Linked DNA regions of Homo sapiens: all the other regions are linked to region 3. A link is a contact called in ENCODE Hi-C or POLR2A ChIA-PET data. All regions are on one chromosome and are shown on one strand. The core of a region is the stretch at or near the end of the contact, and the rest is flanking DNA. Distances in the headings are between cores, read along the strand shown. Region 1 overlaps ZBTB24 (zinc finger and BTB domain containing 24). Region 2 has its middle 12 kb from the start of CCN6. Region 3 holds the start of AMD1 (adenosylmethionine decarboxylase 1).

Region 1 (4,285 bases), core at 481-2,980, 1.4 Mb before region 3:
TGTTTTTGCAAACGGTAAAACCTAGCAGTAGCCTAGGTTAAAACCTGAGCCATTACGACAGGATCCTCCTTCCTCTGCCCCATACCATGTTCTGTCACCTCCCAATTTCTTATCTCCTGGGCCCAGAAACTGGGTCCCTAGTACTGTAGGTGGCATGTTTAAGTCACCTGTAATATGGCTTTGTACCTGCAGGCCAGTATCTTCAAGCAACAAACCCATGGTCCTGGGCCGGGAAGCTGTGGCTGCAGTATAGCCAGAGACAGAGCCCATGATTTAAAAAGTGACATCTGCGCCAAAGGTGTAGAGAGTGCCATGAGAGGATGTGACAACATGGTTTGATTGAGGTTAGAGGACAGATGAGTACTCATGAATCAGAGTGGGGGCAGACAACTTTCAAGGCTGAGAAACCACCTGCCACAAAGCCTTCAGGCAGGAAAGAGCTGGGTATGTTTGGGGAACACCAAGGAACCACGTGACGAAATGAGAATGGGGAAGAGGGTCCCAAGAGGAAGTTGGAGATTTTATTCTAAAGGCCAATGGAAACTCTGTAGAAGGATTTTAAGCAGAGCAGAGACACGGTCATATTTATCTTAATAACTAATGCAAATCCATTCATTCAGCAAGGCACTCTGTTTGATGCTAAGCTAAGGGTACAATGGTGAGCCCAAACAGATCACCACTTCCAGTGGAGAAAGCCCAGCAGGAGGTGGTAGAAAGGATCAATCAGGTCTTTGTCAGGAGTACAGGCAAGTGACATGGTATAGTGAGGATGGGAGAAGTGGATGGAGTCAAAAGATATTTCAAGGTGAAACTGACATAACATGGCCATGAATTGGGTGTGGGGGTCAGGTGGGCCCCTTCAAGAATGACACCCAGCTTTGTCTCTTGGCTTGGAGTGGGTAAATCACAAACTTGGGGCCCCCATTCTTTCCTATTTTTCCTTCCCACCTTATTCCTCTGTATGCTGCTTTTTACTCAATACCTTCCCCAGAAGTCAAAGCACAATTATGATTTCATAGATTCTGAGATAACACAAGGACTCTACCTTGAGAGGCTGCAAAGATTAAACACATAAATAGGTTCAGGATCAGTTAAATACTTGCCCATATTTTTGTAATAAGACTGCCTTTGCCCTTCAAACACTAAGATTATAAGAAACATTTATCCAGAAGCCACTTAATTAACCAAACTAAAATTATCTTGACAGGTGGATTTTTAAAATGTAGTTTTGTTTTTAACTCTGATTTAGTCTAAGGAAGCTTCAGTTTGACTTTTCATTTAACAAGGATAGTCATATGAATGAACTAAAACCAATACCCAAACTATTCTTTTGGAAAATCATCTTTGAATTATATTTAAAGTGACATATTATGGATATTATGAATTCAGAATAAAAGTTCTCTATCCTGACCCCTGCTCAAATTTTTTCCTTTTTTCACACTTCACACTGAATATAGTACCACTTTTCAGACTCATAAAAAAGCTAAGATCCCTTGCTGTTACCAAAATGTGTTTAAATTCCTACATTTTGTATTACTGAGAATGTGGGCTGAGTACAGTGGCTTGTGTCTATAATCCCAGCACTCTGGGAGGCTGAGGTGGGAGGATCACTTGAGCTCAGGAGTTTGAGACCAGCCTGGGTAACGTAGTGAGACCTTGTCTCTAAAAAAAAATCTAAAAATTAGCTGAGTGTGGTGGTGGTGCATGCCTGTGGTCCCAGGTACTCAGGAGGCTAAGAGGCTGTAGTGAGCCATGATCATGCCACTGCACTTCAGCCTGTGACAGAGCAAGACCCTACGTAAAAAAAAAAAAAAAAAAAGAAATGTAATCGAATGAGCTTTAGTTTAAAAGCTGTTGATGTCCCATGTTTCAAGTTAGAATGAAATATATATATAAATACACACACACACACACACACACACACACTCCAGTAAGCTAAAGTCTTTTGCTGCTTAATTATGTGTAAAGGATTTGAGAGCAGGATAAACTATCACAACATTCCAGCTTCTTTTAGAGGTCACTCCTTGAGAGCTGCTATTTACAAAAGGCAAGGCAAGCAGATTTTTCACAGGTCATTCCTCTTTATCTGCTATTTACAAAAGCAAAACAAAGAGTTTTCTTTCAATTCTTAAGAGTTTAGGCTTAAGTTTAGAAACTGAAAATGAAATTTTACCTTAATGCTTATTAAGGATAACAAAAATAAAACAAACCTACCCTAAACTTAAAATATCCTCAGTCAAAAATTTGAAAAAAGGGCTCACTTACAGAGGCTCCTGTTAACTAAGACATTTTCACCTTACCAGTAACTTTCATCCAACTGGCAAATTTCGATTAAGCTTTTTTTTAAATTATACTTTAAGTTCTAGGGTACATGTGCACAACATGCAGGTTACATAGGTATACATGTGCCATGCTGGTATGCTGCACCCATCAACTTGTCATTTACATTAGGTATTTCTCATAATCCTATCCCTCCCCCAGCCCCCCACCCTATGACAGGCCCTGGTATGTGATGTTCCCTGCCTTGTGTCCAAGTGTTCTCATTGTTCAATTCCCATCTATGAGTGAGAACATGTGGTGTTTGGTTTTCTGTTCCTGTGTTAGTTTGCTGAGAATGATGATTTCCAGTTTCATCCATGTCCCTGCAAAGGACATGAACTCATCCATCCTTTTTTATGGCTGCATAGTATTCCATGGTGTATATGTGCCACATTTTCTTACCAATTAAGCTTTAAATCAATAGTAGTGAAACACTAACATGATTATATGGTAGTTACTGAATTTCTGTAGACCGTAACTTTCACTACTATTGTTTTATGTAAAAAAGTTATAATTGTATGCAGGTGGCACATGCTTGTAATCCCAGCACTTTAGGAGGCCAAGGTGGGAGGACTGCTTGAGGCCAGGAGTTTGAGGCCAGCCTGGGCAATATAGTGAGACCCTGTCTCCACTTAAAAAAAGAAAAAAGTATGCTATAATTCCAGACATAGACCCTCAATTTTAGTCAAAAACTTCTATTACATTAAGCAGGTCACATTCTTTAATTAGTAAGTTCTTATTAAATATGTAATTTTTAATAAGAACTTAATAAGTGGGAAATAAATTATGTATTTAATAATAAATAAGAAATTACTTATTTAATAAGAAAATTGTCCTTTTCTTTTGGTTCTATTAACCTTGGGAATAAGAAATCCAGCTTAAAGTTTTAAAAGCCTGTGCCCTAGTTCTGGTTCTACCACTTACTGTATGACATTTGGCAACAGACTTTCTCTTTGGGCTCCATGTTCTCATCTGTCCAATAAGCATAATAATTACTCACCTCACCAGAATGTCATGAAGATTAAGATGAGACATGCTTCCAGTGGTTAAGGTGTGTCCCAGACACTGCTCCCCTCCTCACTCAGATGCCAGTTGTTAGGAGGTAAATTGTGTCCCCCTACTCCAAATTCACATGTTGATGTCCTAATACCCAGCATCTCAGAATGGGATTGTATTTGAAAAGATGATTAAATGAGGACATTAATGTGGGCTGATCCCATACAACTGGTGTTCTTAAAAGAGAGTAAGACAGAGGGAAGGACATGTGAAGATACAGGCAGGGGAAGACAACTAGAAGGGAGGCCTCAGAAGAAACCAACCCCACTGACACGTTGATCTTGGACTTTCTATTTTTTCAGTCACCCAGTCTGTGGTATTTGTTATGGTAGTCATGGCAAACTAATATACCAGTCATGAACAGAGGGGACTGGAGTCCTCCAACCAGAGGGTGCTATATTGTAAATCTGTGTGCCATGACATGGAAGATGTTTGAGACCCAGTAAGATATGATACAGATTTAACAGACCTGGCTTGGCTCCTGGACAATAGTAAGGACTCCATATTTGGAAGATATTGTTACATTCCCATTTATGAAAACCTAGATAAGCATCTATAATGAGAATCCTAGGTAAGCATTTATAATGAGAATCTTTTTTCATTCCTCAGCATCATTTAATCTGTTGCTCACAACATTTATAACACAAGAACCAACTGTAGAAAATACAGAGTAGAGGTGAGTTTCAAGAAGCACTGGGCAAGCACTTGAATAACTGATTTTGATGGTAAGAGCTCCAATCATCCCAAGGCAGACCCTCTTCTGGGAGAAAACCAAAGATTCACCTTCAAAACGAGGTGTTTCAGGAGCCCCAAAGCATAACATTCTATTTCCTAAGAAACACACTCTATATTTCTGTTAAAACAATTTAAAAAATGGTACACATTTAGTAGAAAATGAATTGTGAAACAC
Region 2 (3,971 bases), core at 1,467-3,966, 1.2 Mb after region 3:
CAAGGCGACCATTTTCAGGAACTGAGTGTTTCTGAGCAGCCAAACAATGGTTAACTACAAATTTCACCTTTCCCTCCTGCATGACTTTTCATTTTTGCTTTACTTTCCAGCAATTTAGAAATAAATTTAATTTTCAAAGGCACTGACTCATTCCATGTGTCTGGGAGCATCTAGTTCTCTGCTCTATTTTACAGAGCTTTCCTCTTCTTTTACTATTTTTTTCAATCATTAAAAAAAATTTAATTCTCCTGTTTTATACTGTGCTTGATTTTTTTGTAAGCTGTCTTAGCTTACAAAAACATTTATGGAAATATGTGAGGGATAAATTATGGATTAAAAAAGAAAAAAGACTTCAGAGTTATGCTATCAACATGGCAGCTACTAGCCACTTATGACTATTTAAACTTAAATTAATTAAAATTAAATAAAATAAAAAATGTAGTTCCTCATTCACACTGACCATATTTTAAATGCTCAACAGCACATTATAGTTCTATATTATAGAATATTTCCATAATTGCTGAAAGTTCTGCTAGACAGTGCTGCTACACAGGGTTCCAACAATGGTGTGCTGTCTCTGAAATAATGAGCTCCCTAAAGGAAGTGGCCCGGTGACCTGCATTCACCCTCCAGATCTCAGGGGTTGTGAGTCCCAGCTTTCTTTCCCACCATTATGCTTCCTGTTGATTGCTTCCTGACTCACTTCCCTATTCATTTTCTCAAAGCCAACATTTACATCACATAAACTTAAGTTATTCCTTTTCAGTAGCAGAAAAAACATATAATTGTAATAAACATTTTTGGGGGGTGGAAGGGATATTTATTACTGATACTAAAAATTTAATGCCTTTGCTTAATTAGAGGTGGGACTGAAGGAATGCATGAACCGAAAATGCTGGCTAACAAAACAAAGTGTTTATACATGGAAATGCTTCAAGAGCCCCAAAACAGAGCTCCCATGTTCTCCATGGTGGGAAAGTTTCCATCTTTCCTCTTTTTGTAACTGTCCAGAAAAGACAGAATGTTTTTGATCAAAGTGGCTTTGAATCTTTAGCATTACGTTGTCCCATTAGAACAGAACTTTTTCCCATGCAGTGCCAATCCACACATTTAGTTTCTGCAGCTCCTTAGTTTTATTGGGAATGGGGGTGGGGATGGTGGCACCATCTTGTTTGAAAGGGTTTACAGCTGATACTACCGTTTACAGTAAATTCCTAGAGTGGGAGGAGGAAGTGGCACATTTTTGGAGCAGCTAGGTGGCTGGAAGAGATTCTCCTCCCCCAAGACTGGTCAGAGGTCCTGTGAGAATGGGAGCTGCTCACCTCTCCTTGGCAGTGTGCTGGGCTGGGGAGGTGCCAAGATATCCCTAGCAGCGACTCCAGCCAGGGAGATTGGTCCCTAGATGCAGCATCTTCCAGTGCACCAATGTTCTCATGACCCAAGGCTGGTACTGAAATAGCAGGATTGTCAAACCTGAAGGAACCATTGCCTGTGGGCTGCAGGGACCTGGAACCCTGACCCAAACCAGGATGGAGGAGGTGCCCAATAATGATTATGATTCAGCTGTCCAACAGCTCAATAAAAGGGGGACTTGGAGTTACATGCGACTTGATTTAAGGGATTCTAAAAATATATTTATTGTGAACCTGAGTTTAAGAACTGATATTCTTGCTTACTGAAGGTGGACATACTAACTTTGGACATAAAACCTGAGGGGCAGGTAAGGGCAGTGTCTGTGTGCCTGGCATGCACAGGACACAGATGGCATTCTGAAAGCCATCATCCAGGACTGAAGAGTTGCTTTCCACACTCTGAAACTGTGACACGAGATTCACTTTGGAGAGTCTTTTGTGGATGAGCCTCATCAATTAACAGTCCTAGTGTGTGTAAGCGTGAGCTCAGTTTTGTTCTGTCAAGTCTTAAGACAGCATTTGATTTAGCAGTTGATTCAATTACATTACATGTGGATTTGGAAAAGTGGTGTGTGTGTGTGTGTGTGTGTGTGTGTGTGTGTGTGTGTATTTCTTTTAAACAATGATGTAACCTTTCTGAATTCAGGTGGAAACTGTCTTGATTGACCTCCGCGTACCAGGACAGATTAATTAACTCTTAGTTTCTTTCGTGGAACATACGAACACACCCTGAGCTCACTGAGAGCTCACAGCTGGTAGGAGAGGAGGCTCCTCTTTAGTAGGCCCAGTGTGTTGTTTGCCTCTTTCCTAATCTGTTCATTCCACTTAATTGTATCCCGATAACGACACAATTTGAGCAAATATTAATTTGAGCAAATATTACTAAAACTGATGATACACAGATACATGAAGAAAGATATTTCCAATGGAAAGAAAAAGCAAAATGCTTGGGAAAGATTCAACAGGAAAAGCTGCTTTAAATGTGTTGTTGAATTATATTTGATGGTTATGAGTACAGAATCTAAGATTCTTTAGTCAAGATGTTTTACACTGTCTCTAAATTCTCATTTCACAAAGGAAACTCAAATGAGACAACATGGAGGATGCATTATATGTGTGGCTCATAAAGAGAGGGAACAATACAGCACTCTAATCAGCACATCTATATTCAAAGAAAGGCATTGGCTAAATAAAAACACTGGTGAGTAAATAGACAACTCAGTTCCCTGCTAAAATAAAATGTTTGTATAGGCAGGACTCCTGCGAGAGCCCCTTTGACTGCCCGTTGAGCGCCCTCTGCTGGCCCGGAGGGAAGGGTGCCACGGAGGGGACGGCGTCAGGGCCCCACCCACGGTTTAGTTTCAGATCAGCGCTTTTCAGTTCCAAGATACAGATTCCGGTTCCAATGAATGCTGGTTGAAAATACGGCCGTGGTTTTAAATATCATGAAACTATTTTACGTCCGTAGTACTTTCATCTATTTTTATAAGAATGTTTTGTAACTGAGAAACCTAAAGAGATGATGAATTTCCCCCACCGCCCCCGACTATTTTGCCTTTCAGTGACGCGGTAATATTTTACGATAGGTGCCGATTCAAATCAGTGGCTTTCAGAAAGTACAGCTGCTATTCTTTGGTGCCGCTATTCAGAATGACAATGTGAAATAAAAATGATTCTGACTATGGGAAGGTCTGATCTTCCTATGAATGAAAACAATCATGTGGGCCACAGAGAGCTCTCTCTTTCCAGCTATCGAGGGACTTTTTGCAGAGAGAGAAAAGGATCCTAAAGCCATGTTCCCGATACTGCAGACTTGGCGAGATGGCGGCGGGCTCCTCCCACCTCTGCGGCAGCGTCACAATCAATAATGCAGGGCTCTGCGGCAGAGGAAGCGCCTGCTTTTATATAGGGGCGCCCGGACCCCAGAGCAGGGCTAGTCCCTTAACCCATTCCGCCATCTAGCGTCCGCAGGGGCTCATGGCAGGTTGGAGCCGGACAGTCTGGAAACTGCAATCTAGATTTTGCAGAAGGGTGACCTTTAGCCTTCTGCAAAACCTAGATCTCACTTAATGTAGATCTCACTGAAGAAGGCAAATAAAAAGTGAGTGGAGTGTTTATTCATTTTCCTGTAAGATTAGTAACTTTAAGGCTAAAAACTCTAAAGTAAGTATTTCCCAAGCCCCTGCTGTAAGTCAGTCATGTTGTGGGTACCAAGGCTATGAAGATGTCTCAGTCTCTATTTTCAGTGACCCAGTCTAGTAGGGACAAGCCATATGAACATATGCCCAGTTAAATTTGAATTTCAGGTTAACACGGAATTTGTGTGTGTGTGTGTCCCATATATGCTAAAGCAGTTAACTGGGCATCTATTATTATCATTATTTTTATAAGCAAAATCTTGCAACCGTGCATATAAACAGATGATTGCAGTATGGGCTTTACAAGGGCAGGGTGGCACGCTAATTGCTTGAGGAGCTTTGCTGTGGGTGCTGGTTAGGAAGCGTTCTCAGGGGAGAAGTCGCTTGTGCAAACTGCTTATCAGATAAAGCAGTGGGCAGG
Region 3 (4,002 bases), core at 45-2,544:
GTGCAAACCCAAACCATGTCTTTTTCAGTGGATTTTTCATGTTGACATCATCTTATTTCACTTTGGGGAAAGTTTTTTTCTAAGGATGATAGCGAAAAGTCCTTTTGTCTTGTGACAATAGCAATTTTTATGTCAGCTTGGGTTTTTTTCCTCCCATATTCCCAAGTAAAAGTAATAACTTTGTTACCAGTTTTGCCATCTGAGGTTAAACTGTTTGACCATGGCTTGACGACTATTTTATACTTAACACTTATAAAATATTAGACTGATAGTTATTTAAGTTACCACCAGTGATAGCTCTGGAATCCCTGTTTTATTAATTTCCAGGTAAATCCTTCTTAAGCACATGGGAAGATAGCACTGTAAATTTTGGGGGGTAAGGAGAACCTCCATCAATTAATACATCAGCTTGATAAAATTCAAAGAAAAACATGATCAAATAAGTTCAGATTATATTTAACACATTCAGTTTCTAGAAGTAGTTTTGCTGAATAAATTCCCACCAGTTGAGCTAATGGAGCAACGGAGCTGCCAGTGCTTCCCGGAGGCTGCTGTGCTCAGCCAATTCGGAGGCATGGCGAGCCACACGGTGGGAGGTGGGTAAAGCCGGGGCCCTCCAAGGCTGGGCGCCACGTTGCTTTTCTCTTCTGAAATAGGAAGACAATGCTTCTGGCTATTGTATAAACCAGCCGAGGACTGCTTTCATTCGCACATCAGCCAAGGCGTGAGCAGAATTAAAGCGCCTTCTAATTCGACCCCTGGCAACGTGCGCGTCACGGACAAATGTTTAGTTTTAACGCCTGGCTGCGTTCGCCTTGGGAAAACACACTTTTAAGAATGGCCAAGTACCTCAGCAGTCGCGGTGAACTGCACAAGATCAAAACCACCACGCCAACCCAGCGCTGGCCACCGTCCCCGCTGAACCCCGCCAACACCCCTAAGGACCCACCCATGTTTTCTGCTAATCATTTTTTTTTTCTAAACAGCTCTGCACAGCCTTTCCTCATTCCGTTCCCGCTCTCCCCACCCACTCTGCGTTCGATCCGAGGTTTCTAGTCCCCAGCTGGACATCACAGCACCAACTCCCACTCAGGAGCCGGCCAGAGCCCGAGCCGCAGCGCAGTGGGCAGCTCCCCGCGCTCTCCGCCAGGCCCTCGGCCAGCCAGCCGCCACTCGGCCGCGAGTGATTGACAGGCGGCAGCAGCTATAGGCCGTGGAGGTGGGACGATGCGTCACTTCCTGGTCTTTTGGGGGGAGCCGGGATATATAAGGGCGGTGCTCACGCAGCGCTCTCGCTTACACAGTATGGCCGGCGACATTAGCTAGCGCTCGCTCTACTCTCTCTAACGGGAAAGCAGCGGAATACAAGAGACTGAACTGTATCTGCCTCTATTTCCAAAAGACTCACGTTCAACTTTCGCTCACACAAAGCCGGGAAAATTTTATTAGTCCTTTTTTTAAAAAAAGTTAATATAAAATTATAGCAAAAAAAAAAAGGAACCTGAACTTTAGTAACACAGCTGGAACAATCCGCAGCGGCGGCGGCAGCGGCGGGAGAAGAGGTTTAATTTAGTTGATTTTCTGTGGTTGTTGGTTGTTCGCTAGTCTCACGGTGATGGAAGCTGCACATTTTTTCGAAGGGACCGAGAAGCTGCTGGAGGTTTGGTTCTCCCGGCAGCAGCCCGACGCAAACCAAGGATCTGGGGATCTTCGCACTATCCCAAGGTGGGTCCCCGGGGCGCTCGCTGACATCCGGGCCTGGGGGCTGTCGCCGCCGCCGAGGCACCAGCCACGGGTGGAGCCCGAGTTCCCTCAGCTTTCAGTTGGGGGCAAGTCTGCGGCCTGGGGTCGCTTCGGCGGCCTTGGAAGGTGCGCGGTTTGGGGGAGAGCGGCCATGTCCACGCGGGCCGGAGCCGGCTTCTCCCGCCGTGGTTGCCGCGCCTGGCATTGCCCTGGGGGAGGGGAGGAGGCCGGCGCGGCCGCGTGCTCAGGTAACGTCCCGCGCTGGGCGGCGGGCGGCGCGGCCCGGGGTGGTTTTGCGGCCCGCGCCTCCCGACATTTCCCTCCGTAGTAGTTGGCGGCAGGGGCCCCAGGTGGGGGTCGGGGGCGCCTGCGCGGGTTGCCTCCGGCAGGTGTGGCTCGGCGGGCTTAGTCAGGCGCTAATTCGGGCGTGCCGGCTTCGGGGAATGGAGGGCGGGAGCGGCGCTTGTTCTTGCCTCGGGCGCGGATAGGAGGGGCCCTCCCGGCCTTGTCTGAGGGGCTGGCGAAGAGGCCTCCCACCCGCGGCGGCCGCGGGCAGCATGTGGCGTTCGGGCGGCGGGGATTGGGCGGGAGCAGTTATGTCGCAGTGGCGGGGCCCCACCGCTCCCCTAACATGCTCTGCGCCAGAGCCTTTTCGGGGCGGCTGGGCAGACGGCGCAGTCCCCGGGGCCGCCCTCGACACGGCCGCTGAGGCCGCTGGGGGCTGCTCCCCAATCTCTTGACCTTGGGTTGTGTAACCTGCTACGGAGCCGGCGGAGCGGGGCGGGAGAGGTGCGGGTGGAGGGAGGCCCGCCTGCCCCAGGACATAATGCCTCTAATGCCTTAAGCTTGAGCAAAGGAATCTGGGGCCCACTCCCACTGCGGGCCGTCACGCGAGAGATACTTGGGCTGACCGCGCCGAAGAGGCGTTTTAGTTGGTATTGCTGTGGAAATCCATGCTTATATAAAAGCCCAGAGATCCCGTGGATGCTTAGGCCTTGTTCCTGGCGGCGGTCGCACCGGTGGCCACCAATGGCCTTCCTAGGCCCTGCCACCGGATCCCTGGCTCCTCTGCGCACGAGTGCGGCTAGGGTGGCGGTGCAGCGGAGTAACTGGCGTGGCCAGCTTCATTGAGAGGCGGCGACCAATGGGCTCCTGGGCCGCACTCAGAGCCTGGCCCCAGGGTGTGGACCAATGGGCGTTTTAGGAGTGTTAGCTGTTCTTGGAGCTGTCCCTTGACAAAAAGCAACTGGAAAAGGGAATCCAGGCAGACACGTGCTACCGAGACTTTAAGGCACGACGGGAAACCCGGTTTCTAGCAGTGTATCTTGAACGATTCCATTGTAGAAAAAAATACTAGTCATAGCTAAAATGTCACACGTCTCATTTTTTTCAAGCTTCGTGTGACACTTAAAATGTCTATAGCGCTTACTACGTGCCAGGCTCACGTGAGATTATAGGAAGCGGACTTTGGTCATGGAGAAGCTTAGTATTTCCTTCATTTCACAGATGAGAAAGATGGTATTTGTGATAGACGTTTGGTAAAACGATTGTGATCAGGATAATTAACCTAGAAAATCTTGGCAAGAACCTAGAAAATCTTGGGTAAGAACAGTCCTAGAAAACGAATAACAGAAGTTGTCACTTTGGCTTTTTAAATGTTTGAGCCCTTAAATAATAGTAAGTACATGTTCTTAATAAAGGGAAGAAGATTTTGTTCTCCCCAAGTTCTTGGCGGTTTGGCTGTTTAGAGCTTCCTGAGTCAAAGTGGAGAGAGGAGGAAGAGGCTTTTTACAAAGCAGCCTGCTTTCTTTAAATGTTTAAGAACCCTTTTTACTTTGTACTTTAATCAGCCCAAATTGTTTTACTGCTCCAGTGTGGCTTTTAAAATCATGGCCAAAGTTAAACTTTGAAGGACAAAATATTCCCTTGTGTAGATGATTTAGTGCCATCCATTTTGTGGACATGTAACATTCATTGAACAACTATTGGTAGTACACTGCCACATTGTAACTGTTGTAGATAAAGCAAGTTAAGCAAGAACTGAAAAATATGTTGATTTAACTAAGGTCCCGTGATAACCTTCGTTGGAACATTTTTCAGTGACCACTCAAGTGGTTAGGTTATTTACCAGGATGTTTAAAAAAGCCTGAAATAGTAGGTGTTCCTTGAATCACCTAAAATCAACAGCCTAGCAAAGAGAGTATCATGGACGGAGTCCGGTCGGTGGGGACATGGGGCCAGCCCCAGAGACCCCAGGGA

What was found. A loop is a pair of places that touch in the nucleus more often than their neighbours do. ChIA-PET counts read pairs that join two places held with the same protein, here RNA polymerase II (POLR2A). Pooled maps may share reads with other maps.
Region 1: a loop to region 3 is called in a map of B cell, with 4 times the contacts of the local background. The contact joins the enhancer-like site here to the promoter of AMD1 in region 3. A Hi-C loop is called at or near these places in 2 of 168 maps with a recorded cell type or tissue (B cell and naive thymus-derived CD4-positive, alpha-beta T cell), 4 of 37 single-sample maps with no recorded cell type and 13 of 50 pooled maps. POLR2A ChIA-PET finds 5 or more read pairs at or near these places in 4 of 52 experiments (CD4-positive, alpha-beta T cell, GM12878, activated CD4-positive, alpha-beta T cell and 1 more).
Region 2: a map of CD4-positive, alpha-beta T cell shows a loop between it and region 3 (7-fold over the local background). The contact joins the enhancer-like site here to the promoter of AMD1 in region 3. A Hi-C loop is called at or near these places in 1 of 168 maps with a recorded cell type or tissue (CD4-positive, alpha-beta T cell), 1 of 37 single-sample maps with no recorded cell type and 9 of 50 pooled maps. POLR2A ChIA-PET finds 5 or more read pairs at or near these places in 4 of 52 experiments (CD4-positive, alpha-beta T cell, T-cell, activated B cell and 1 more).

What each region holds. Positions count from the first base shown.
Region 1 is chr6:109,458,626-109,462,910 of GRCh38, forward strand. It overlaps ZBTB24 (zinc finger and BTB domain containing 24), which reads right to left. Exons shown (of 7, transcript NM_014797.3): 7 at 3,969-4,285. It also overlaps a transcript of MICAL1 not described here. Among named protein-coding and RNA genes, the nearest start is that of MICAL1, 5.0 kb to the left of the region's middle. RefSeq lists an enhancer at 519-568. Within about 2 kb of position 1,731, at least 4 of the 41 ENCODE cell types and tissues checked have a DNase peak (open chromatin) inside an H3K27ac peak, as active enhancers do; they include B cell, where a contact is called at or near this core.
Region 2 is chr6:112,040,480-112,044,450 of GRCh38, forward strand. No RefSeq gene overlaps it. Among named protein-coding and RNA genes, the nearest start is that of CCN6, 12 kb to the right of the region's middle. RefSeq lists a silencer at 3,286-3,385. Within about 2 kb of position 2,717, at least 40 of the 41 ENCODE cell types and tissues checked have a DNase peak (open chromatin) inside an H3K27ac peak, as active enhancers do; they include CD4-positive, alpha-beta T cell, where a contact is called at or near this core.
Region 3 is chr6:110,873,491-110,877,492 of GRCh38, forward strand. AMD1 (adenosylmethionine decarboxylase 1) reads left to right here and starts at 1,295. Exons shown (of 9, transcript NM_001634.6): 1 at 1,295-1,725. The coding sequence starts at 1,616. RefSeq lists enhancers at 1,717-2,432, 2,433-3,147 and silencers at 1,870-2,119, 2,180-2,249, 2,280-2,469.